2 separate regions of the Homo sapiens genome follow, and region 2 is linked to region 1. The links are chromatin loops, found by intact Hi-C in ENCODE. Cell type or tissue: endothelial cell of umbilical vein. All regions are shown on one strand. Links, peaks and the distances in the headings refer to the core of each region. The heading gives the core; the rest is flanking DNA.

Region 1 (5,996 bases), core at 518-5,517:
AAAGTCCTTTGCATGACATATGAGGCTTTCCTGATCTGGCTTCAGCCTCCCTTCCAGCTCCACGAAACTTTCTGTATACTATAACATTGTGTTTTTGGATAGACAGATCTGGGACGAGTCTTGTTATTAGCTGGATATCTTTGATCAAGTTACTATAGGTTGCTCAGCCTCAGTTTCCTCATCTGTAAAATAAGAATAATAATACCTGCCCATCACAAGGGTTGTGTCTGAGTTAAATAATATTATAGCTGTCGACGGGTTAGCACCGCACCTGGCACAGTGGAAGCGCGGGAGAATCCATTCTGATCACCCCTAACCCTGTCAAGTCCTCTCATACCTTTGTGCTTATACGATGTGTGCTGTTTCTTCTATCTAACATGTTCTGACCTCCCTTCTCTGTCTAACAAACTGGTCTTCCTGTTTCAAAGTCCGACTCAGTTTTCACTTAGACACAGTGATTCCCTCCCTGTGCTCCCAAAGCAGCTTTTCCCTTGCACATCAACTGGCCCTTAGCAGAGACCCAGTAAATATATATGCTAAATGAATGAACTAACAAAGCATCAAAAGATTGAGCAAAATGGAAAGAATGATTTTTGACAAATAAAGTTACTTACAAAACATGAAGTTTAGAAAGTGTATAAAAGGTTGCTCACATTCATTCAGATGGTCTTTGGCATTATCCTACAAATGCAGGAACACTTCTCTTTTTATTGTTTTTCTTATTATGTCTATTAAATTTCTATTTTTTATAATTCCCACCACAGATGAAATTTTTCTTGAGTCACCAACTGCAATAAATAGCATCACAGACATTTATGAAACAGAAGAGGAGGGGTGGAAGAGTGACACTTCATTATATGAAAATGACACAGATGAGCCCAGGGAAGAGGAAGTGGAAGATCTGATCTCCTGGACCAATACTCTCAATACAAATACTTCAGAAGATTAAGCAGAACATTATCAGATTCAAAAAATAAACAGCCTCCGCCATAGCCCAGCGTTGTGGAGCAATTTTGGAAGACTCTCAGAACTTGGATTTCATTTTTTTTAAGTTGTTCTCACCCACTCACTGCAAGTACAAATTAGAAATATAAGTACAAATCAGTAAAGATGTTGCTTTGACTTTTTTGAGTGCTACTCCTTTAGAACAAAGTTACCAAAGTTAGGGGTGTTCATTGCCATATGCCAATCAATGGTGTCACACTCCCACAGTTGTTAGGCTACTGGACACAAGTTTTTGCAGGCAGAGAATGGGTCAGAAAGAGGTTGGGATAGGAGGGGAGCAATTAAAAGCTTCAGAGGCTGGACATGACCCCAAGTAGCGGGATCTATACATGGACCTACATCTGCCTAGTTTCTTGTCTTGTTTCCTCCATATTCAAGGAATGAGATGTCGCTATTTACTAATGTTTCTCTTCTGTTTTATCCCAGAGTACGTGCCATTTTCTCTTAAACCTTGACCTATCTCCTCGTATTCTTATAACTTTATTTTCTCTGTCTCTTTTTGCCATATTGTCTCAACCTACACATGTGCTTTGGTCTCTCCTATTCTAAAATATGTCTCTGCCTTTGACCCCCAACTCTGCTTGCCTCACCAGTATTCACTCATTTTTCTCAGTCAGATTTATTGATCTGCCTTCCGGGTTCAATATTTAGCTAAATATTTAGCTAGCCAGGAAAGTGTCAAGAGACCAGATATGTGTAGTAGAGCTTTCTGGTGGCACATGCCCATAGTCCTAGCTACTCAGGAGGCTGTGGTGGGAGGATTGCTTGAGCCTGGGAGATCGAGGCTGCAGTGATCTGTGATCATGTCACTGCACTCCACTCTGGGCAACAGAGCAAGACCTTGTCTCAAAAAAAAAAAAAAACAAAACAAAACAGAACAAACACACCTAGGTTTCTATGGTTGTTGAGAAAAACCAAATAAATGCATCAATACATTAATATTTATGAAGTTCTAATAATAGCACCTGGCCTATAGTAAGCACTATATTTGTGTTTGATCAAATAAAAAACAAAATTTACTTCTATTTAGTTAATTGATCCCATGCACTATGAAAGAAATTCAGATTCAGGGGGCCTGAACTGAAGTCTATAAACCTGCAGTTTTAAAAATTACCCCAGCTGGCCAGGCGTGGTGGCTCACGCCTGTAATCCCAAAACTTTGGGAGGCCGAGGCGGGCGGATCATGAGGTCAGGAGATCGAGACCATCCTGGCTAACACGGTGAAACCCCGTCTCTACTAAAGATACAAAAAATTAGCCGGGCATGGTGGCGGGTGCCTGTAGTCCCAGCTACTTGGGAGGCTGAAGCAGAATAGCGTGAACCCGGGAAGCGGAGCTTGCAGTGAGCCGAGATCGCGCCACTGCACTCCAGCCTGGGCGACAGAGGGAGACTCCGTCAAAAAAAAAAAAAACAAAAAAACCAGCTGATTCTGATGAAGATGATTAGTGGATGACACTTTGAGACAATGTAATTCTGAGATTAATTTCAAATATGATTAACATGGCATGCCAAATCGTGCCATTTGATAACGGAGTGTGTCATGTATAGTAAAACTCCACAACTGACGCATACCCTCCACTGGATATGACGTCAGATCTGAAGTTAAGGTTCTATAGGAACGCGAGGCCCCAGCCCCCTTGTGATCAGTCTGGATGGATTCTGAAAAGAGAGGAGAAGAGAGAAGCAGGGAATTTCATTTTTTAAAATGTTCTGAATTAGCCGGGAGTGGTGGCGCATTCTTGTAGTCCCAGCTGCTAGGGAGGCCTGGGGCACGAGATTCGCTTGAACCCGGGAAGCGGAGGTTGCAGTGGGCAGAGACCGCGCCACTGCACTCCAAACTGGGCGACAAAGCAGGACTCCGTCTTAAAAGTATAAAATAAAAATAAAAGTAAATAAAATAAATATTATAAAATTTTGCATTTACGTCATTGTCAATGTTTTTTAAACTTGCGTTGTTGTTTAGACTCCACTTCCCCTCCAGATGGCGCCAGTTAGCTATTTCATGCACTTCAGTCTTAAGAGACACTTCACTGGAAGCCAGGCACCAAGCCTCCTTATGCTTTTAAAGGCTCGTATGGCACATGACCACTTTATAAGAGCGGAATACTTTGTTTTCCCTCCCAAGGAAGATGTTTACTCAGTACTAGGAAAGATTTACTAAAAGAAAAATAGCCCAGAGCTTACAAATTACTCACGTTGATAAAATCATAGAGCCAACCTGGAGAAATCAGTCAGTCCTCACCACTGGCTTCAGGCAGGACCACACAGAAACCACCCTCTTGTAGATGAGAATGAGCCTGAGTTTTGTTTAATGACTTCCAGACATCAGTGCATCCACTGAGAACTGCTGCCTCTCCTACCTGAGGGAGGGAGGGACTTCCCTAGGGGTTGACAGTTAGAAGGCTCTCTGGGGCCTGCCTGCCACCTAGACCTCCTTTGCCTCCCTGCTGCTCCCTTACAGGCCATGGGTGCCCCTAACGAGGAGATGGTAGCAATGGTGTTGGCTGGGAGATGAAGGGGGATCCTGTGCCTCTCTGTTATTTGGCAGTTAACTAAGAATATACAGAGACCCAGAGTTAAATTTAAGCCACTCTCTCCAGAGGGTGAGATCTCAAACCTTATCTAAATATTCAACTCCAGTATTTAACCACCTCCCAGAAGAGAGTTCTTTTTGGTTAATCTGATTCCTAGATGCAAAAGTATAAGCCCACTTGATTTGGGGTTTTCATCATAAAAGATGGAGTGCAGCTGGCTCTCATTTTCTGAGCAATATCCCTTAATAGATCTGAAGGCTAATTTTAAATGTTCTATACCCTTCTGCGATCTGTACTAACCAACCCCAGACCTTTTCATTCTTTGTTATGGCCTCTCAATGTTCAAACCCTCTCCCCGACTCTTCATCTCACTTTCAAGTTCTAAGGACCAGACTGGAATCTAAATGAAAAGTGATCACTTGAACAGCCAAGGGTAATTATATTTACAAGTTGAATTCTGTTTCAACAAATACAATTACAACATCCATCCTGATCTCCTGAGGCTTTTTGCATGTCTCAATAACTAGCTCATGTTAACAATCCTTCACCGATATAAAAAAAATGTTTTCTATAGAGGAGAAAATTGTATATACTAGATGTGTTCACAAGTTGCCATCCATTTTTAAGTAAAACTTCATAACTAAGATATTGTTCTCATTAAGTAAGTGTATGTACAATAATTAACTTAGAATATGTCTAAAATAAACCTCAATGTCACCAGTGAGGGCTACTAATAAGATGATATTACTTTAGTGTTCAAAATTGTTTAAATAACTCTGAGTTCTCATATTGTGTCATATGAGTCAACTTTTTCCTACGTTCCATGGCAAATAACAAAAGACCTACTAGAGGATTAAAGAGGTAGAGACTCTTTTTTTTTTCCACAAAATAAGGAGCCCTTAGGTGGGCAGTTGCTGGCATTGGTTCAGCTAGTTGGGCAATGAAGCCATCAAAGACCAAGCTTTTTCTCTTTCCTCGCTACCATTTTTAGGATGTTGGCTTTTGTCTCCATGCCTTTTGCTTCTTGATTACAAGATGGCTGCTAGAAGGCTGGGCATAGTGGCTCACACCTGTAATCCCAGCACCTTGGAAGACCGAGGCAGAAGGATTGCTTGAGCCCAGGAGTTTGAGACCAACCTAGGCAACATAGTGAGATCCTGTTTCTACTAAAAAAATTTTTTACAGTTAGCCGGGCATGGTGGTGTGCACCTCAGGAAGGTGAGGCAGGAGGATAGCTTGAGCCCAAGAGCTCTAGGTTGCAGTAAGTTATGATCATACACCACTGCACTCTAGCCTGGGCAACAGAGTAAGACTGTCTTACAAAAAAAAAAAAAAAAAAAAATGGCTGATACAGTTCCAGACTTCATCTGTTTGTTCAAGATAGGAGGAAGGGAAGAAGAGGGAAGGGAAGTGATGCTGGCTGCTACTTCTGTTCTAGAGCAAAGGGTGACTCAGTGTCCTCAATGCTAGAAACCAAACTGGTAGCAAAATTTTTAAAAGTCGGTTCTGTTAATAATATAGTTTATCCATACTCATTTAGTCATTCATTGATGATTCAATGGGTAGTTTACAGTAGCCTTTACCACATTTTAATATGCATTAATAATTGATAAGTGAGAGAAAGGATAATTTTATATATTTTTAAAAATAATATTTTACATTATTGTATTTTTGCACTTGCAGAAATGTCTGACTCACTTTGAAGAGGATGGGAGACAGAGAATTCTAGGCATGTACATCTTGGTTAGGTGACCAAATATTCTGGGTGGGCTAGGACAGGGGTTTCTAAGGTTTTCTGTGAAATTAATCAACATAAAAGGGACCTAATCCCGGGTTTTCCTTTAAGTACTTTCTTCCCAGTCTTAAAATAGGTTAGAATAAATGAACTGTGGGATGATTAGGCCCACGCTGCATTTCAGAATTTGTAGGCTTCAATGGTGTAAACAGTCCATTAACACCTCATAAACTAGGATGTTCTTAGGTCATAACGCATTGGAACACAGGTAGCAGCAGTCAGGCTGGTCAGTCCAGGTGGCCCCAGAAAGAGATGGCCTAATGTCAGCCTTCAACGTAAGATGCAGGTCTAGAATCCAAGAGACCTAGACAGGGCCTGGGAGAACAGGAGCTCTATGATCAAGAGCAATTTGGTTAATATCTAGGGGCAGTAAACTATAGTGCTCTGGACCTGGGGGTTTGGTGGGGAATAAGATTCAACATTCAAGACTTCGCCATGTTAGAAAAGCTCTGAGTTGCACAGCTGATTTCACTCTGTCAATAAGAACATTCTGAGACTTAAGTATCCAGTTCCTCTAGACCTGGGGACCCCCAGTTGATAGCCTGATCGATAAAATTTTAAGTCCTGTGCCATTTTCCCATGTAAAACATTTAATTTTCACAAAGAAAGAATCAGAAAAGTTCAATACTTCTTTTTTATCTTTAACTTGGGGTTGAATATGT
Region 2 (5,996 bases), core at 474-5,473, 940 kb after region 1:
GGATCTCAGTGAAGCCATTTGGGAATTTCCCCAAGAATTCCTACCTGAAAGGAATTTATCTTTTATTTCCCTAAGCCTCTTTGAAGATGCACACTTGTGGTTTAAAACCAAATTTTCTGGAGTACTTATCTTCTGCTTATCAGTGGATCACCAAGTAGTGATTGTAGCATATCTAGGTTTTTAAAGTCTTTTTCTTTTTCTTTCTTTTCCTTCCTCCTCCCTTCCTCCCTACCTCCCTTCTTGCCTCTATCTTGCCCTGTCACCCACGCTGGAGTGCAGTGGCACGATCACAGCTCACTGCATCCTCAGTCCCTTGGGCACAAGAAGTCCTCCCATCTCAGCTTTGGGGTCTTTTTCTATTAACCTATAAGCTTCCTGAGGGCAGGACCCACTTATTTCAAATCTCTTAAACCCTGGGATCTATAACTAGTGTCCCAGGAAGCTGCCATGAGCAGGAAGTGGGTTCTAGAGCTCTCAGCACTGTGGGGAGTGTGGGGCTCACAGAGTGGTAGGAGGAAGCATAAACTTCAGTTGCTGACATCTGGAGCACAGCTGCTGTTTTTTTTTTTTTTTTCCTTCTACTTTCATTTTAGGTTTAGGGGATACATGTGCAGGTTCGTTACACGGGTAAATTTCGTGTACAGATGATCCTGTCACCAAGGTAGCGTAGTACCTGATAGGTAGCTTTCCAACCTGCACCCTGGTCCTGGTTCAAGCAGTCCCTGTTGTCTGCTGTGCCCACCTTTGTGCCCATGTGTATTCAATGATTAGCTACCCCTTATAAGTGAGAACACATGGTATTTGGTTTTCTGGTCTTGAGTTAGTTCTCTTAGGCTAATGGCCTCCAGCTGCATCCATGTTGCTACAAGGGACATGATCTCATTCTTATTACGGCTGCATAGTATTCCATGGTATATGGAATATATACCACATTTCTTTATCCAGTCCATCATTGATGGGTATCTTGGATGATTCCATGTTTTTGCTATGGTGAATAGTACTGTGATGAACATACAAGTACATGTGTCTTTTTGGTAGAACAATTTATTTTCCTTTGGGTGTATACCCAATAATAGTTTTGCTGATAGTCGTAAGTTCTTTGGGAAATCTCCACAGTGCTTTCCACAGTGGCTGCACTAATTTACATTCCCACTAGCAGTGTGTAAGTGTTCCTGTTTCTCTGCAACCTTGCTGGCATTTGTTGTTTTTTTACTTTTTCGTAGTAGGACAGCTGCTGCTTCTTTTCACCATCTGTTAATAATAACTGGATGACATGGAATATGGAGGTCTTTGATACATGTACAAATAAACATTGTGTAAACAGATAAGGAAAGTATACGATAGGAGAGAGAAAAGGCCTTTATGAAGCAGGTTTTGGTGGTAATTAATTTGCTACTAAGGCTTCCAGTTGGTGATGTGAGTGATTTGAACTCCTGGGCTAGGGAAGGCTGTGGAAGAATAACCAACCACCTGCTTTCAACTTTAAGCTAATCATCAGTGATTGATTGTCATGAACAATGGCTTGCATTTGTAACTTGGTTCTTACTTATTCAACAACTGGGAAGAGATGGGCGGTCCGAAGCAACTATGTTAGCTCCAGATCTTAATGGAGGTAGGAAGGGGGCTGATGTCGCATAGCCTTTTCACAAGCTGCCAAACCCAGGCGGATGTTGGAAGTTGCCCTTCTGAACTGCCCTTTCATTTCCATCAGGCGGAGGGCTTGCTTTGCTGCCTGGGAACGTGGTGGTGGACTCTGGCTCTGCACCCTTCCTGCAGAGTGAATGCGCTCCAAATTAGAAAAACAGAAGTGTCCTACTTTCTATTCCCCACCACTGCCTCAGCTTGTTGCCGCAGCACCTCCTGCTTCAGCTGCCCTTCCTTGGGTTCTTGGCATGGCTGGGAGGAGCAGGTGCCAAGGCCCAGTGGCCAGCACTGCTGGGAACACAATACCAGTCAGGAATTTAATGATATCTCACTGCACTTAGTAAATATTTTGTGGGGGGGGTCTTAAAAAAAACAACCTGTAGATGTCATAATTAGTGATATAACAAGACAGATTCTGGAAGAAATTTAAAAATATAAAATTTCAGCTTTCAATCTGGATTGGCTGTTTGAATGAAAAGAGTGAGCAGCTTTTCTAGGCTTGGTTAGGGGATGAGGGATAGCGATAGTCTGGTGTGGAAGCATGATAAAGCATGCGGTGGAACAGACCCTCTGAGGAGCTAAAGGGAGGAAAGCAAGCAGTCCATGCTTAAACATGATCTTTATTTTACGTTAGCTCTTGGCATTTCTACTTCTTCAACAATTAATGGAATATATTCACATTTGGAATGGGCTAATTAAGGAACCTAGAATAACGCTAGTCAGTCATTTAGAAAGCCTTTCTTGGAGTGTTACTTTTAGTAAATGTAAAAGCATACTTCAACTTGTAATTCTCTCTAAATGGAAAAATTATAAATGCTGCCACCTGTTGACAAAATTTGAGGGTGCATTCTACTCCAGTTGGTCAGTGATCCCTGCCGACAGGGGATCTTACTGGCTGGATAATGACCCTCAGCTAAAAATGCTTTAAAATGTGCTGGTCTGACTGTACCTTATCTGACATTCTGTTCTTGGCGGCTGATTGGTGTGAGAAGTACACCTGAATTGCTTTGATTTGTTTAGCCCAACTTGAGACACAGATGTAGATCAATTTAAAGAATGCTGAAGCTCCCATGCTACCTTATAGAATCCATCATTTAAGACACCATTTCATATTGTATGCCCTGAAGCCTTAAAGTGGATCTGTGGCTGAAAAGTATGTTTTTCTTTTTCTTTTTTTTCTTTTTTTGAGATAAGAGTCTTGCTCTGTCACCCAGGCTGGAGTGCAGTGGCATGAACATGGCTCACTGCAGCCTTGGCCTCCTGGACTCAAGCGATCCTCCTGCCTCAGCCTCCTGAGTAGCTGGGACTAAAGGCATATACCACCATGCCTGGCTAATTTTAAATTATTTTGTAGAGACAGGATCTCACTTTGTTGCCCAGGCTGGTCTCAAAATCCTGGGCTCAAGTGAAATCCTCTCAAAATGCTGGGACTGTAGGTGTTGACCATTCTTCTCGGCTGAGTATCCATATTTTAAAAGTCTTGTAGATGAATAAATACTACTACTTACTTGGTAGAGCACTTGCCCTTATGTCTAACCAGAGTGAGAGAGAGCCCCTTTTCAGGACCTGTGACACAGCACCCCAAACTTTGGAGGCAGCCTTAGCCTATCCCCAGGGCCTCTGTGACCATTGCTGGGTCTAGGACACCACACTCGCCCTGAAAGTGGCACTCTTTGAGGCCAGTCACTTCCAACTCTGCCTTTCATTTCTGAGAGGAAGGTAAGCCATCCTCCTGTTCTCCTTTCTTTTATATCCGCTTCGGTTTCTTTATTATTGATTCCCCTCCTCACCGTACCCTCTGGAATCCTTTTTCCTTAACAGTTTCCCCCACCCTCCTCGCCACATACACATGCTATTTGCAGAAGTCTCCACTTTCTGTATTAAAGAAAACCTAGATTTCCCCTTAGGATGCTACTTTCTTTCTTGTCTTTTCTGTTACCGAGGACTTTCTCCTATGTGAAAATCTCATGTTGGGTGATGGTGGTGGTGGTATTATTATTCTGTCTCCTAGTGTGTCTTTCATCCTTTTCTAAAAGCTCAAATCTATCTTTATCCTTCATATCTTTCTTCTCAAACCTGCTGTTTGTCTTTTTACCTCCAGTCCCACATTGCCTTCATTTTTTCCCAGTACCGTCCGCCCCCTGCCATGCAATTTATCCTGAGCCAGCCACTATTCTGGAATTTACATATAGTAATTTGCTTATTTCTCACAATGACTTTATGAATTAGGTATTACTATTTTCATAGGCACAGAGAGGTTAAGCAACCAGGGTCACAAGTAAGTGGCTTAGCTGGACCTCAAACATAGGCAGCTTGCCTCTGGATCTATATTCCTGTGAATCAACTTTTCCTTAGTCATGTGTTTCAGGTCATGTGCAAAGATGCTCATTGCAGTATGACTGGAAACAACTTGGATGTCCACCATTAGGGGATTGGTTAAATTATGCTCTATCTAAACCATGCTGTACTCTGCAGTTATTAAAGAGAATGATTCCCAGCACTTTGGGAAGCTGAGGCAACAGGATTGTTTGAGGCCAGGAGTTCAAGACCAGCCTAGGGCACAAACCAAGACCCTGTCTCTGCAGAAGAGAATGAGACAGTAATATGTAATATGAAGAAAAAAATCTCCAAAGAGAAAAAGCAAGATGCAGAACATTTGTTGTGTGTATGTGGGGAGAAAATCTGGTCTGTGCGTGTAGCACTGGATCAGGCGGTTCCTGAAGCCATACAAGATTTAGATTTCTCAAGTCGTTTTGTAAGCTGCCTGTCAGAGACATCAGGATCAGGCATTTCTCCCTGTCTGAGAATTTGCTTCTCACAGTCTGCAGTTTTCTGTTCAGGAGGAAGACAGCATGGTGTGGTACATGGCGTGTGATTGTAGAGACAAATAGCACTTGATTTAAAGCTAGATTAGTCACTTATCATGTGATCTTGAGCAAGTCACTTCACTTTTCCCAGCATTGGTTTTTACAGTTTTAAAATGGGGATAAGGCCTACCTGACAGAATTATTGTTACTTTTGAGATAATATTTACTCATTCAACAAATATTTTCATTCGGCACTTACTGTGTGCAAAGCACGCTTACAGCACTAAGGTTATAGCAGTAAACAAGAACTTAAAATGTTCTACTCTAATTTAGTTTACTTCTGGTAGGAATAGAAACACTTAAAAAATAAGGTAAATCATATATGGCAAATGGTGATGAATATTCTGAAGGAAAACAAAAAGAAAATAAAGGGTGAATAGGAGTGTTGGCGTGTGGTAGAGGTGCAGTTTAACAGGACAGTTAGAAAAGTCTTAACAAGGCACCACTGGAGCCAAGATTTGGAAGAGCTGAGGATACACATGGGTATCTGGAGCAAAAGCAGAGGGAATATGAACTGTGAATGTCCAGGGTGGGCACCTGCTTGAGAGCTGCAAGGATGCCGGTATGGCTGGCACGGAGACGTGGACAGAGAAATGAGGTGAGAGAGGTGGCAGGACAGGGGCCCAGATGGGTAGGCCTTTGCAAGCCTGTACAATTTTGGCTTTTCCTCTGCATGTAATATATCTGGCACATAAGGGATGCTCTACAAATGGTAACTGTGTTATAAGGATGCCACCATGATGCCCTGCTTTTTAGGTAGGTAGAAGAAAGATAGACAGGGTAACATTTTAGGATTCTTTTTTTTTTTTGAGACAGGGTTTCCCTGTGTCTCCCAGGCTGGAATTCAGTGGCGCGATCTCAGTGCACTGCAACCTCTGCCTCCTGGGCTCAGGTGATCTTCCCACCTTAATCTCCCAAAGTGCTGGGATGAGCCACTGTGCTCAGCCTAGGATCCACCCATGCTCACCCACCCAACTTTTTATTTTATTTTATTTTATTTTGAGACAGGATCTTGGTCTGTCACCTAGGCTGTAGTGCAGTGGCACAGTCACAGCTCACTGCAGCCTCAACCTGCTGGGCTTATGCAATCCTTCTACCTCAGCCTCCCAAGTAGCTGGGACTACAGACGGGCACTACCACGCCCACCTAATTTTTGTACTTTTTGTAGAGATGAGGTCTCACTATGTTGCCCAGGCTGGAGGATTCTTTTTAACAATTACTTTTTATATGCCTGATACAGCAGCATCGTTGCATAGAAAGAGAGAACACTTTAGCAGAAATCTAAGGACCAGATGTCATATGCATTGTGCTGTTGGCTTTCACTGAATCCAAGCTTAATTAAACTGAGGCTAATAACTTCTCTATCCACCTCATAGGGTTAATGAGAAGAGTAAGAGGTAAGTAAATTTATAGAAATGCTTTGTGAACAGTTTAGTATATGTGAAGCATAAAGGCTATGTTTGCTGAGTTGCAGACTTGGAAGCC

The links. Peaks named below come from ENCODE experiments on the same cell type or tissue, not always from the same donor. Only the 100,000 strongest peaks of a DNase experiment are listed, where the experiment ranks them.
Region 2: it touches region 1 in a loop (28-fold over the local background); 3 of 110 quality-filtered maps call a loop at or near these places.

What each region holds. Positions count from the first base shown.
Region 1 is chr1:64,266,260-64,272,255 of GRCh38, forward strand. UBE2U (ubiquitin conjugating enzyme E2 U) reads left to right here. Exons shown (of 10, transcript NM_001366232.2): 10 at 765-1,109. The coding sequence ends at 949. Among named protein-coding and RNA genes, the nearest start is that of UBE2U, 66 kb to the left of the region's middle. In endothelial cell of umbilical vein, for the core only: a CTCF peak has its summit at 3,001 (motif pointing right); a DNase peak (open chromatin) is centred at 3,022.
Region 2 is chr1:65,206,995-65,212,990 of GRCh38, forward strand. The region is part of intron 2 of AK4 (adenylate kinase 4); the gene reads left to right. Among named protein-coding and RNA genes, the nearest start is that of AK4, 62 kb to the left of the region's middle. RefSeq lists an enhancer at 464-543. In endothelial cell of umbilical vein, for the core only: a CTCF peak has its summit at 2,462 (motif pointing left); a DNase peak (open chromatin) is centred at 2,467; H3K27me3 peaks cover 152 bases.